Linked DNA regions of Homo sapiens: regions 1 and 2 are each linked to region 3. A link is a loop called in an ENCODE intact Hi-C map of the cell type or tissue named here. Cell type or tissue: GM12878. All regions are shown on one strand. Region 1 has its middle 51 kb from the start of GUCY1B1. Region 2 has its middle 240 kb from the start of CTSO. Region 3 has its middle 14 kb from the start of TDO2.

Region 1 (4,000 bases), 80 kb before region 3:
AAGAGTAACTTGAAAGAAAAGAGGTGAAGTGGGGATAGTTGTTATGCTTATTTTGGGGGGAGAGTTAGGAATACTCAGAAACTACATTGACACTGTCATCTTCCCAGAATCCTGCATATATTTATTTAGCATCTACTTTGGGTAGGTACTGCTCAAGATATTTGAGAAATGTCATTGAACAAAACATCTCTGCCTTTGAATACCTCATATTCCAATTTTTACATCTTGCATGTTTTTAAATCTCTACTTTATTCCGCCAACACTCTTCGAAGTCCAGGCACTCATCATGTGTAACTTGAACAATTGCAAGATCTTCCCTATAAATCTGTCTATTTCCTACCTTTGCCACCTCCATTCCACACTCTCAAATTGCTGCCAGAGTGGTCTTTTACAAATCCAAATTGCTCTCCTGCGTACAATCACTTAAATGCTACTCATTGTCTGTACACCTTAGCAAAGCATGTAAACATTGTCACCTTAACCAGCCTTATCTGCTAGTTGCTACCTTTGTAATTCTATGCTCTGCTCTGTCTGAATACCCTCTACCCATACTCTGCTGCAAATTCATTTCTTGCTAAGACTCAGCTCAATATCCTCTTGTTGGAAATTTCCCTGTTAGGAAAGTTTAGCTTCCCCTATTGTCCCAGGATCTTTACAATGGTTCACATATTATCTGTTTATATATAGGATTCCTTATTAGGCTTTAAGTTTCTTATGGCTAAATTAGTTCCTCTTACACCAGATATTCCTTGAACCTTCCACAAAATAGGCACTTGACAAATATTTGTTGAACAAAGGAATGGAGGGAGCAGCCTCTTCGAGCAGTGGGGCTAGAAGCCAGATTTAAAGGGAAGGAGGAATAAGAAATGAGATAGATTGGAGAAAAGAGGAGGCACAAAAATGGCACTGTTAAACTTGTGCTTAGAGAAAATCATGCTGACATTGGTGCAGGGGCTAATTTAGAGGGAAAGAGCCTGGTTTAAGGTTGGCATTAGGGGGCTACTGTACTTCATGCATAGGCCTGCTTTAAGGTGATGGCAGGACAGGAGGCTAATTGAAGAGCAGTCAAGATTCACATTAAAAGTGCATAATAACGCACAGGCCAAAGGGGATGAGAAGGTTAGGGCCAAGTAGAAAGCTTCTGGCTTGCTTAGTGGGTAGTTGATGGTTCCATTACACGTGGTGGAGGATGTAGAAAGGTAACTGAGCTTAGAGGAAAGGTGCCTAATATTAGGCATGGCTTTGAAGTTCTGGTGAATACATTTTTAAAAAACAATGATTTTCAGGTAGCATTAATGCGAGGAGAGAATAGAACTTTTTTTTCCAAGTTGGGCCAAACTGCTTTGAATTTCCAAACAACCTGTTACTAGCTCCATGATATTGGTAAAGTCATTTAACCTTTGTGTAACCTGGTTAGGTCATTGTAAAGACAGAGATTATAATAACCACTCACTAGAGTTGTTGGCAGATCAAACTGAAATACGAAGAAGTCAGAGGAGTTGGAACTTTGGCTTGCCATTTCAGAAAGACTAAAAGGTAATCTAAGAAATGAAAACTTACAAATCTTTGGTAACAGATATTGTTATAGTTGAATCATGGACAGCACATGTCATGAAAAAACAGGAGGGTCAACAAGAAAAATCAATAAATACATTTATCTTTGCCAATTATTGAAACAAACCCAGTGGAAACCACCAAAAAATTAGAACCAAATGTTGTGAAACGATAACAGTTTATCAGTTTGAACTGAATTGTTTTAAACTTTAACAATTAAATACCATTTTAAAGGTATGTATTTTTAATTATATAAGTTATATATTTATTATATTATAGATTACATATATTATATGTATCTTAGCACTAATTCACTATTTCATTCAGTTTAAATCTGTATTTGATTCACCAAATGATATGTTCTATTTCCTTTGTCATTGAAAGGAAAAATAATTTGCTTACCTCCCTCATAGGTTTCTTTCTTTCTTTTTTTTTTTGTACCACCCTCACTAATGGTTTATAGAACCTCTAGAGGGCAGCAGAGAATGCTGTTTGTAATTGAAATCTGAAAAAGAACTGAAAGGAGACATTCTCTCACAGGACAGAGTTCATCTTGTCTCCTAGCTGTCACTTCCTGTGTGCAACCTTGAATTCACTCCTTCCACTCTTTCTCAAGTTCAAAGGAATATAATAAAAATAATTATTTCTACTCATTAAGACCATTTGTATAGCATGAAATCTATCCACACGTATCTTGCTCTGAAATGTCACCAAAATATTTCCTGCTAATTCTGCAGGAAGGTAAAAACATTTGCTAAAACAAGCAATTTGTAATAGGAACAATAGTTTTGTACAATATTTTTATGAGTAAACTAACTTGCTTGTAGCTCATGTTAAAAGTTATTAAATAGAAATAGGATACTATTTACTTATAAGGATAAAATTGGAAAAAAATTTATTTTACATTAATAGAAAATGCTTTTGTGATTCTTCCTTGCTACTTATACCGTATCAAAGAGAAGAAATATAGTGTGAGTTAACAAAACAAAATTTAACAAAAAACAAAGCACCGTACAGAGAATCAAGAACCTGAGTCCAATTCTGGTGAGGAAATCTTGTGGCCTTTACAAGTCACTTAACTTTACAACTCAGTTACCTCATCTGAAAAAAAGGAGCTGGTTAAGGTGATATCCAAACTAAATTATTGCTCCAAAATTCCATCATTTCGTTGGTAACAATTCCAGGGTTTTTGTATCAGAAGCATTCTAACCAAAGTGACTCCATCTTTACAGAGGCTGGGTAAAATGAGGCTGAGACCTGCTGGGCTGCGTTCCCAGGACGTTGGGCATTCTTAGTCACAGAATGTCTACAGTTAAGGGAATAGGTTAATAATGTTTACCAAACAGACCCAGGACTTAACAGACCCAGGAAATGTCCAGGTGTCCCAATATCTTAGGAATAAATGTATTCTTAATTTAAGAATACGTTTTGCTTTAAAGATAATAATACAGATTATTGTAGAACAGTAGTTAAGCAAATACTCAGCTGATAAAACACCATGCAGTAAAGAAGCAGGCCGAAACCCACCAAAACCAAGATGGCAGTGAAAGCCACCTCTGGTCATCTTCACTGCTCATTATATCCCAATTATAATAAATTAGCAGTTTAAAAGATGCTCCTACTAGCGCCATGGCAGTTTACAGATGCCATGGCAACATCAGAAGTTACTCTATCTGGTCTGAAAGGGGGAGTAACTCTCAGTCCTGGGAATTCTCCACTCCTTTCCTGGAAAACTCATGAATATTCCACCCCTCGTTTAGCATTTAATCAAGAAATAATCATAAGTTTACTCAGTCCAGCAGCCATGCCACTGCTCTATGGGGTAGCCATTCTTTTACTCCTTTACTTTCCTAATAAAGTTGTTTTCACTGTACTCTGTGGATTCACCTCAGATTCTTTCTTGGATGAGATCCAAGAACTCTCTCTTGTGGTCTGGATCAGTACCCTTTTCCAGTAACTCTTGTGCTAGGATTTTGGCCTGAAACTTTTGGGAATACAATCTAAAGTTTTGACAATCTAGTAGTGTTGAATAGATCAACCGAAAGACTGAAAGCTAACTTCCAAGAAATAAACAAATCTGAGGTAAACACTTGGTGAGGACTTTTGACTCCAAGCTAAAATCAAAATGACTAAGGTCCTGATTAGTGTATATGAGTATTAATGTTATGTATGTCTACTAAAAATGTGCCCTATAATATTTAATTATGTTAGCTAAATTTAAGTGTTTAATAAACAGTCACATTCTTGATGACCTGAAAACAAGGAGAGAATGTATGTCTCTATTTCAATTATATGTACTCACACAATTGCTGTGGTACAGTCTATCCCAAATAGGGCTTAAATATAGGGGCCAGTCATGGTGGCTCACGCCTGTAAACCAGCACTTTGGGAGGCCAAGGCAGGTGAATCACTTGAGGTCGGGAGTTTGAGACCAGCCTAGTCAACA
Region 2 (4,000 bases), 310 kb after region 3:
TAAAGGTAACATTAAATTACTGAGTGATACCTCATCCTTTTAAACTTTAAAAAATTCTATTAACACCAGACATCAGCATTCCCTAAACGAGTAAAAACCATAAAATGGTTTGCAAGCCATTTATTGTATCTCCACAGAAGTGGGATCATGGCTTGAATTGAGTTCTAGAACACTCTCTAGTTGTGTTGGACTATATTAGCATCCAGGCACGGTGGCTCACGCCTGTAATCCCAGCACTTTGGAATGCCAAGGTGGGCAGATCACGAGGTCAGAAGTTCAAGACCAGCCTGGCCAACATAGTGAAACCCCATCTCTACTAAAAATAAAAAAATTAGCCGGGCATGGTGGTAGGTGCCTGTAATCCCAGCTACTCAGGAGGCTGAGGCAGGAGAATCTCTTGAGGCGGGGGTTGCAGTGAGCCGAGATTGCGCCACTGCCCTCCAGCCTGGGTAACAAGAGCGAAAACTCCATCTCAAACAAACAAACAACAAACAAACAAGAACAGTGTTTACCTCCTAATTCTGTTACTCTTGGCTAATGGTGACTAATACAGCCCTTGCCTCATGCCACAATGGACTGGAGGCAATAGTCACCTTTAGTCACTGTAGTTAAATTCTGAAACTTCCAAAGAATGTTTCTCCCCTCCACCTTGAACAATTTTTATCCTAAAAGAGGAGATCCTCTGACATGGGTTCAGGACAGGCGTGGTGCACAGGATGAGGATTGTTCTTAGAAAAGAGGGGTGCCGCAATGCCTGTAATCGTGGGTTTGTGAGGAGGACCAGAGGGAATGGCAGACCGCAGGTACTCAATAAGTGATAAATGCTTACTTTCCTGTTATCTACTTTGTGTATCTGGAACGTAGCCAGATATTTCATGGGAGCAAGCTGACTGCTAGCTCCCTTAGAATAGTAGAAAAAGAGCAAAAAGATAGGTTACTTCCTATCTAATATACTTTTGCAGTCTATTTTCACTGGACATTTAAAACAATGAAAGATAAAGAAACTGATGCTCAGGGAGCTTGTGACCCAAATTTACTACTGAAAAACAAACAACCCCATTAAAAAGTGGGCAACGGACATGAACAGATACTTTTCAAAAGAAGACATACATGTGGACAACAAGCACATGAAAAAATGCTCAACATCACTGGAGAAATGCAATTCCAAACCACAGTGAGATACCATCTCACACCAATCAGGATGACTACTATTGAAATGTCAGAAAATAACAGATGTCAGTGAGGATGTTATTAGTTATTAGTAACATATTTATTATTAGTAGTAGTAGTAACATATTTATTTATTTAAATTTCATGTATTTACTTTAAAATTGTTATAATGTCTATAATTTATGTTTAATTTAAAATACCTCAAACTTGACAGTATGACATTGCTGTGGTTTGAATGTCTGTCCCCTTCAAATTTATATATTAAAATACTAATCCCCAAAATGATAGTATTAGGAGATAAGGCCTTTGGGAGGTGATTAGGTCATGAAGACAGAGCCTTCATAACTGGGACTAATGACCTTATAAAAGAGACCACAGAGGACTAACTAGCTCCCTGTGCTACATGAGCTTGAGTAAGAACACAGCTCTCTATGAGGAAGTGGGCCTTCACCAGACACCAAGTCAGCTAGAACCTTCATCCTAGACTTCCTGGCCTCCAACTGTGAGAAATCTCTCTTGTTTATAACCACCCAGTCCATGGTATTTTGTTAAAAAGCCCAAACAAAATAAGAGAGAGATATGTATTTATTTCAGTTTACATCATAGGAGCAATTAGTTAATATTTTAAGTATTCTAATCAGAAATATACACACTGAGTGACTCAAAAAGTACTCGCTTAGTTAACATTTGGAAAAAAATAAGAACAAAACCCTAAAATAACAGCAACATACAAACAGAAGCCCAAGCTCCAGAATAGACTGTTTCTAATTTATAGCTGTCTTTATCTTTCCAAAATATTGAATGGTTGTTAAATAACAGAAATGCTAGAAGTTACGGTTCATCGGTGAAAAAGTTGGTGTTTAAGATAGGGGAATGGGCTGGAAATACCATGGGAGAAATACGGTAGGGGGCAGGGAAGTGCTAAGAAGAGAATGGTGGGGTCCCTGGCGACAGCTCCACCCTTGGGCCTGTGCCCACGGATGTAGGTGAGGACAGGCACTCTTGTTTTCATGCCCAAATGTTGCATTTTCCAAGACCACCCTGGCCTGCCACTTCCCACATCCTGTGTGTCTAAAAACTCCAAGACCCTAGCAGGCACAGACACAAGTGGCTGGACGTCAAGAGGAACACACCAGCAGAAGAGCACACAGGCAGCTGGACGTGGAGAGGAGCAGAGGAGCAGAAGAGCCACCAACAGGCACCAGCAGACACCAGCAGACAGGCGAATGACGTGGCGCCAAGGGGAATTTGGCCGGGGCCATTGGAGGAGAATCTGGCCACTGAGCAGCCCAACCCCAGGGGAAAACCACCTTCTTACTCCATGCTTCTTCTGGCTCCCCATCCACCTGCTGAGAGCTACTTCCACCATTCTATGAAACCTTGGACTTATTATCCAAGGCCACACGTGATCCAATTTTTCAGGTACACCAAGTCAAGAACCCTGGGATACAGAAAGCCCTCTGTTCTTGCAGTAAGGCCCATGATCTATTTGAACAGATTAACACAAGCTGCCTACAGATGGCAAAACGAAAAGAACACACTGTAACAGACACCCACCGGGGCTTCAGGAACTGTAAACATTCACCCCTAGACACTGCCATGGGGTTGGTTGGAGCCCGCAACCACAACCTGCCTGTCTGCATGTTCCCCCTAGAGGTTTGAGCTGCCAGGCACCAAAGAAGCAAGCCGCACCCCCACCACCGGCCCTGCAAGGAGGATAGGGAACTTTTCCCATTTCAGGAGCGCAGCTGGCCTTGCATGAGTAGAGTGTAGGAATGGAATGAGCTTAATTACATCTATGATTCAAAATGACGCTTGGGACTCTCCGTTCTGCTTTTGGCCACTTAGGACTCTTGGAAAAAAGCAAAGCAAAACAAAACTAAGTTCTTTCATTAGCCTAAACTGGCAGCTATCTTGGTAAAAATTTTAGGCAATGTACTGTTATATCTAGCTACAAGTTCAGAGACCAGGGTTTCATTGAGTTTATATAATAGGAAGAGTGAATGTTTTATTGCCTACTTAATGATAAATATTTAATGTCTCTTAGATTTGATCTGAGATTTTTTCATTGTAACATGCCACCTGATAGCTTGCGATAGGCAAAAGAAAAAGAAAAAAAAATTCTCACCCTCTTCTAACTAACTGAAAGTTAATAGTATTTTGTAAAGTAACTACATAATTCTGAAAAACCAAATTGACATAAGTCATAACAATATCCCATCTAGCCTGTGACAGAGCTGCAGGATTCAATCCCAGGACTGATTCACTGGCCCCCCTGGGTCATTATGCCTCTTTAGAGAATCTCTCTGCTGTATGTATCACTAATTATAATCCTGGGCTGGATTTAAAAATAATCGGACTGACCAGGTGGTATGAATCTGTCATTCTGACTTTTCAAATTCCCTGGTCTCCAAAAGCCGACTGTGGTTCACAGTGCTTTGACAGAAGTTTCAGGCTTGCGGTTTTGTGTTTCCATAAGGGTCGTTTGGCAAGACAAGCTTCGTGTTAAGGTGGGATTCGACATGCCTAAGCCTTTTCCTTAAAACTTTATTACTGTGAATAACTCAGTTTTGATAAATTAATCTGGTGGGAAACTTTTCTTCAAGCGTACTGTATTACCTGTGGGAACTTAGGTTCCAATAGAAGCAAATCTAACTTCCATCAGCAAGAGAACCAGTAGAACACGGGAGTTAAATCAAAATGTTTTATGCTTTCTTCTTTCAAACTTGCACGACGAAAAGATAGAATTATAGTATTGATACAGGAGTGCTGGGAAGGGAAGAGCCTGGTCCCCTTAAATGATACAGAGTACGGGAAGGGAAGTGCCGGG
Region 3 (4,000 bases):
TGATCCAGACCCCAAGAGAGGGTTCTTGGACCTTGTACAAGAAAGAATTTGGGGTGGCTCTGTAAAGTGAAAACAAGTTTATTAAGAAAGTAAAGAAATAAAGAATGGCTACTTCATAGGCAGAGCAGTGGCATGGGCTGCTCAGCTGAGTATTCTTATAGTTATTTCTTGATTATATGCTAAACAAGGAGTGGATTATTCATGCATTTTCTGGGAAAAGGGTGAACCTCTCCTTTTTAGACCATTTAGGTTAACTTCCTGATGTTGCCATGGCATTTGTAAACTGTCACGGTGCTGGTGGGAGTGTCTTTTAGCATGCTAATGCATTATAGTTAGCGTACAAGGAGGAGTGAGGATGACCGGAAGTCACTTTCAACGCCATCTTGGATTTGGAGGTTTCAGGCTGGCTCCTTTACTGCAACCAGTTTTATCAGTGAGGTCTTTATAACCTGTATCTTGTGCCTCCTATCTCATCTTGTGACTAAGAATGCCTAACCTATTGAGAATGCAGCCCAGCAGATCTCAGCCTTATTTTACTTAGTCCCTATTCAAGATGAGGTCACTCTGGTTCAAATACCTCTGACATCTCCAGTGAAAATTCTAGTCGCACTTTTTCCATCTGCCTCCTGGATGAAAATTACAATACCCAATCACCAGTCACTATCTGTTGCATATCATCGTGCTTCTTCTTGTATTTTATTTTATTTTATTTTATTTTACCAAGTTTGCACAGTAAAGGTCATTTCCAGATAAGTCATCAAGATTCTAATGTGAGTTAGGCAGTGTTTCAGATATCTAGCAGAGGACTTCTCAAATTATGTTCTATATAATACCAGTTCATTGATAAATTTCTTTGATTTTTTAAACGTCACCTAAATTTGAGAGTCACCGTGCACTTTGGCAACTTTAAAGGTTTTAAGAAGCTTTGAAGGATCTATATTGGCTTGTGTACAGCCAGCCTTTGATTACAGAAACTTTCCTTTATTACCCCTAATAAATCAATGGCAGAAATTCTGTTTCAGACCACTTACTAAAGTGCTGAGTTAAAACTGCAGCATATTAATAAAACTTCTTAGGGAATTTAGGCACATCATAATTCTCAATCTGTTGATGAGAATAGATATTAAGGCACAATCTATTGATTGAGAATTATGATGTGCCTAAATATCAATTGAGATTAGTGTCCAACTCACTGACATTCTAGGTAGTCTTATATTAGAATGAAGGGATTTTCTCTTTCCCAGGGCTGCTTGTGATATTCCTGAAAACTAGTTTATTTTTATTTTAGTGGGACTGTAGATTATCTACTTATGTAATTTCCTTCTTTGTGTTGGCTGCCAGAAAACTTGGGGCCAAATTTGGACCCATGTCTAACAACTCTCGTGATTCTTACAGATCATGTTGTAATCATCTCATTCATGGCTTAATAATATTTTACTACATGCATTTTTCTTTTGCCCCATTCTCCCTATCTTCCTGTTTTTAGCTGCATTTTTTCATGTCCATTGAATGTATATTTTAAATTTTTTAAAGTTTTTTTTTCTTTTGGAGCTAATAATAATATTTTAACAAACTGTCTTGTAAGCATTTTGTTTAATGAAAGAAGTTTTGAAACGTAAGGGAACGATCATTGCACTGTTGAAGTCATGAGACTTTTAAATGGCTTTGTTCCAATTTCACCTCTAATTAGCTGATGCACTCAGGCAATATTTTGAAATTCTCTGGACTTCCGTTTCCCATCTGTGAAGTGAGTCAGAAATAGACAGCCTTGGTTAAAGATTACAGACCAAGTCATTTTGGCAGGCGATTTAATGCAACTTCTGCCAGCTGTAGAAAAAGAGTAGAAAGAGATGGGGCTAGCTTCAGTCAGACATGAGGAAGAAACAGGGCTGGGCTAAGATATGTGGGCAATTAGAGTTAGCTAACAATTTGGTTGCCATTCAAATACATATTATCTTACAGATTTGTTTGTTTGGTAGAAGAAGAAAAATTTTTATTTAATTAGAATTCTTTTTAAAAACAGACATTCCTAGTATCTGAAGTGAAATGAATAGATAGAAAAAATTCAAAAATGGCATCTATATTATTATTTCTGGTTTAAACATTTTTTTCTGAAACCAGCATAAAAAAGGGTTGAAAAATTACATGTTGAAAATAACTTGTTCCCATTAAATGGAAATATTTTTGCGTGCTTTTGTTTAAGAATTTTAGCCAACTGTGTTGCACATGCTTATGAGAAGAATGTTCTACTGCAGTAGGTCAGAGCTAATGAGGAGTTTTCCTCCATCCTCCCAGCCTTGAGAGTGCTTCTATGTTGGCAAAAGAAAGCTCCATTACATTTCACCGGTGATACAAGAAGATATGCATTTGTTTATATGCATGTCATCACCTGGTACTTTTCTAACTTCTGTTCTAAGCAAATGAGAAAAGAACACAGGTGAGTTTCATAGGTATATGACTGTTCACATCAAGCAAATGCTGGATGTTATCACTATGTGCTATTGGAACAGATGTTTTAGGATTGTATGAATAGACAAAGAGCTCAAGAAATTGAGGCATCACACGGCTCCGTCATTGTAGACCAGCAAGACTCGGAAAACCTGTGTTAAAACACTTGTAAATAGTCACACTGTGGCAGATACCTCAGTTTCAACAGAACATTAAATTAGATTTGTAAATTTAAACATGTTTAACATATTATTTTATTTTGTATGTTTTTATAAATTTGTCTTGGAATTAAAATTCTGTAAAAGGTACATGCATCTTTATATCTGATCTTACGTTCACCCAGATCTGTGCCTGGCTGATTCCTCACCATTTGGTTTCCATTGGTGTCTCCCTCTCAGAGGAGTTTGCCTTCACCTTCCTTCTCTGCTATTCCCTGTTCCATGACCCTGCTTTATTTTTTTTCATAGCCCTAATTGTGATATAAAATCATTTTATATTGGGGGAGCCAGCCCCCAATATTTCAACGTAGGTTATTTTCTATTTTCCTTAAGTGTCGGTCGGTCTGAGAAATAAAGAGAAGGAGTACAAAAGAAAGAAATTTTACAGCTGGGCCTCGAGGGTGACATCACCTATTGGTAGGTTCCATGATGCCCCTGAGCTGCAAAACCAGCAAGTTTTTATTAGGGATTTCAAAAGGGGAAGGGGGTACGAACAGGGCATAAGTCTCAAAGATCACATGCTTCAAAGGGCAATAAAAGATCACAAGGGAAGACAGGAAGAGCAAGATCACAAGGCCAGGGCGAAATTAGAATTACTGACGAGGTTCCATGTCCTGCTGGGCACATATTGTCTTAATAAACATCTTAACAGGAAACAGGATTCAAGAGCAGACAACCAGTCTGACTAGAATTCACCAGACTGGAATTTCCTAATCCTAGCAAGCCTGAGGGCACTGCAGGAGACCAGGGCATATTTCATCCCTTATCTTCAACCGCATAAGGCAAACACTCCCAGAGCAGCTGTCCATAGACCTATTCCTGGGAATGCATTCCTTCTCCAGGGTTATTCCTTGCTAGGAAAAGAATTCAATGATATTTCTCCTATTTGCTTTCTACAAGAAGAAAAATATGACTCTGTTCTGCCCGGCCCTGTAGGCAGTCAGATCTTATGGTTATCTCCCTTGTCCCCTGAAAATCGCTGTTATCCTATTCTTTTTGAGGGTGCCCAGATTTCATATTGTTCAAACACACATGCTTTACAAACAATTTGTACAGTTAATGCAATCATCGCACGGTCCTGAGGCGACATACATCCTCAGCTTATGAAGATGATGGGATTAAGAGATTAAAGTAAAGACAGGCATAGGAAATTATAAGAGTATTGATTGGGGAAGTGATAAATGTCCATGAAATCTTCATAATTTATGTTCAGAGATAAATGTAAGAAACGTGAGAGACAGGCGTAAGAAATTGCAAAAGTATTAATTTGGGGAACTATTAAATGTCCATGAAATCTTCATGATTTCTGTTCTTCTGCTGCGGCTTCAACAGTC

The links. Peaks named below come from ENCODE experiments on the same cell type or tissue, not always from the same donor. Only the 100,000 strongest peaks of a DNase experiment are listed, where the experiment ranks them.
Region 1: a loop joins it to region 3, with 2.0 times the contacts of the local background. A loop is called at or near these places in 1 of 110 quality-filtered maps.
Region 2: a loop joins it to region 3, with 4 times the contacts of the local background. A loop is called at or near these places in 1 of 110 quality-filtered maps.

Annotation. Positions count from the first base shown.
Region 1 is chr4:155,807,942-155,811,941 of GRCh38, forward strand. No RefSeq gene overlaps it. Among named protein-coding and RNA genes, the nearest start is that of GUCY1B1, 51 kb to the left of the region's middle. In GM12878, a CTCF peak has its summit at 2,030 (motif pointing right); a DNase peak (open chromatin) is centred at 2,080.
Region 2 is chr4:156,194,529-156,198,528 of GRCh38, forward strand. No RefSeq gene overlaps it. Among named protein-coding and RNA genes, the nearest start is that of CTSO, 240 kb to the left of the region's middle. RefSeq lists a silencer at 1,507-1,606. In GM12878, no CTCF peak of the experiment used is centred here; a DNase peak (open chromatin) is centred at 1,583; H3K27ac peaks cover 733 bases.
Region 3 is chr4:155,887,873-155,891,872 of GRCh38, forward strand. No RefSeq gene overlaps it. Among named protein-coding and RNA genes, the nearest start is that of TDO2, 14 kb to the right of the region's middle. In GM12878, no CTCF peak of the experiment used is centred here; a DNase peak (open chromatin) is centred at 1,709.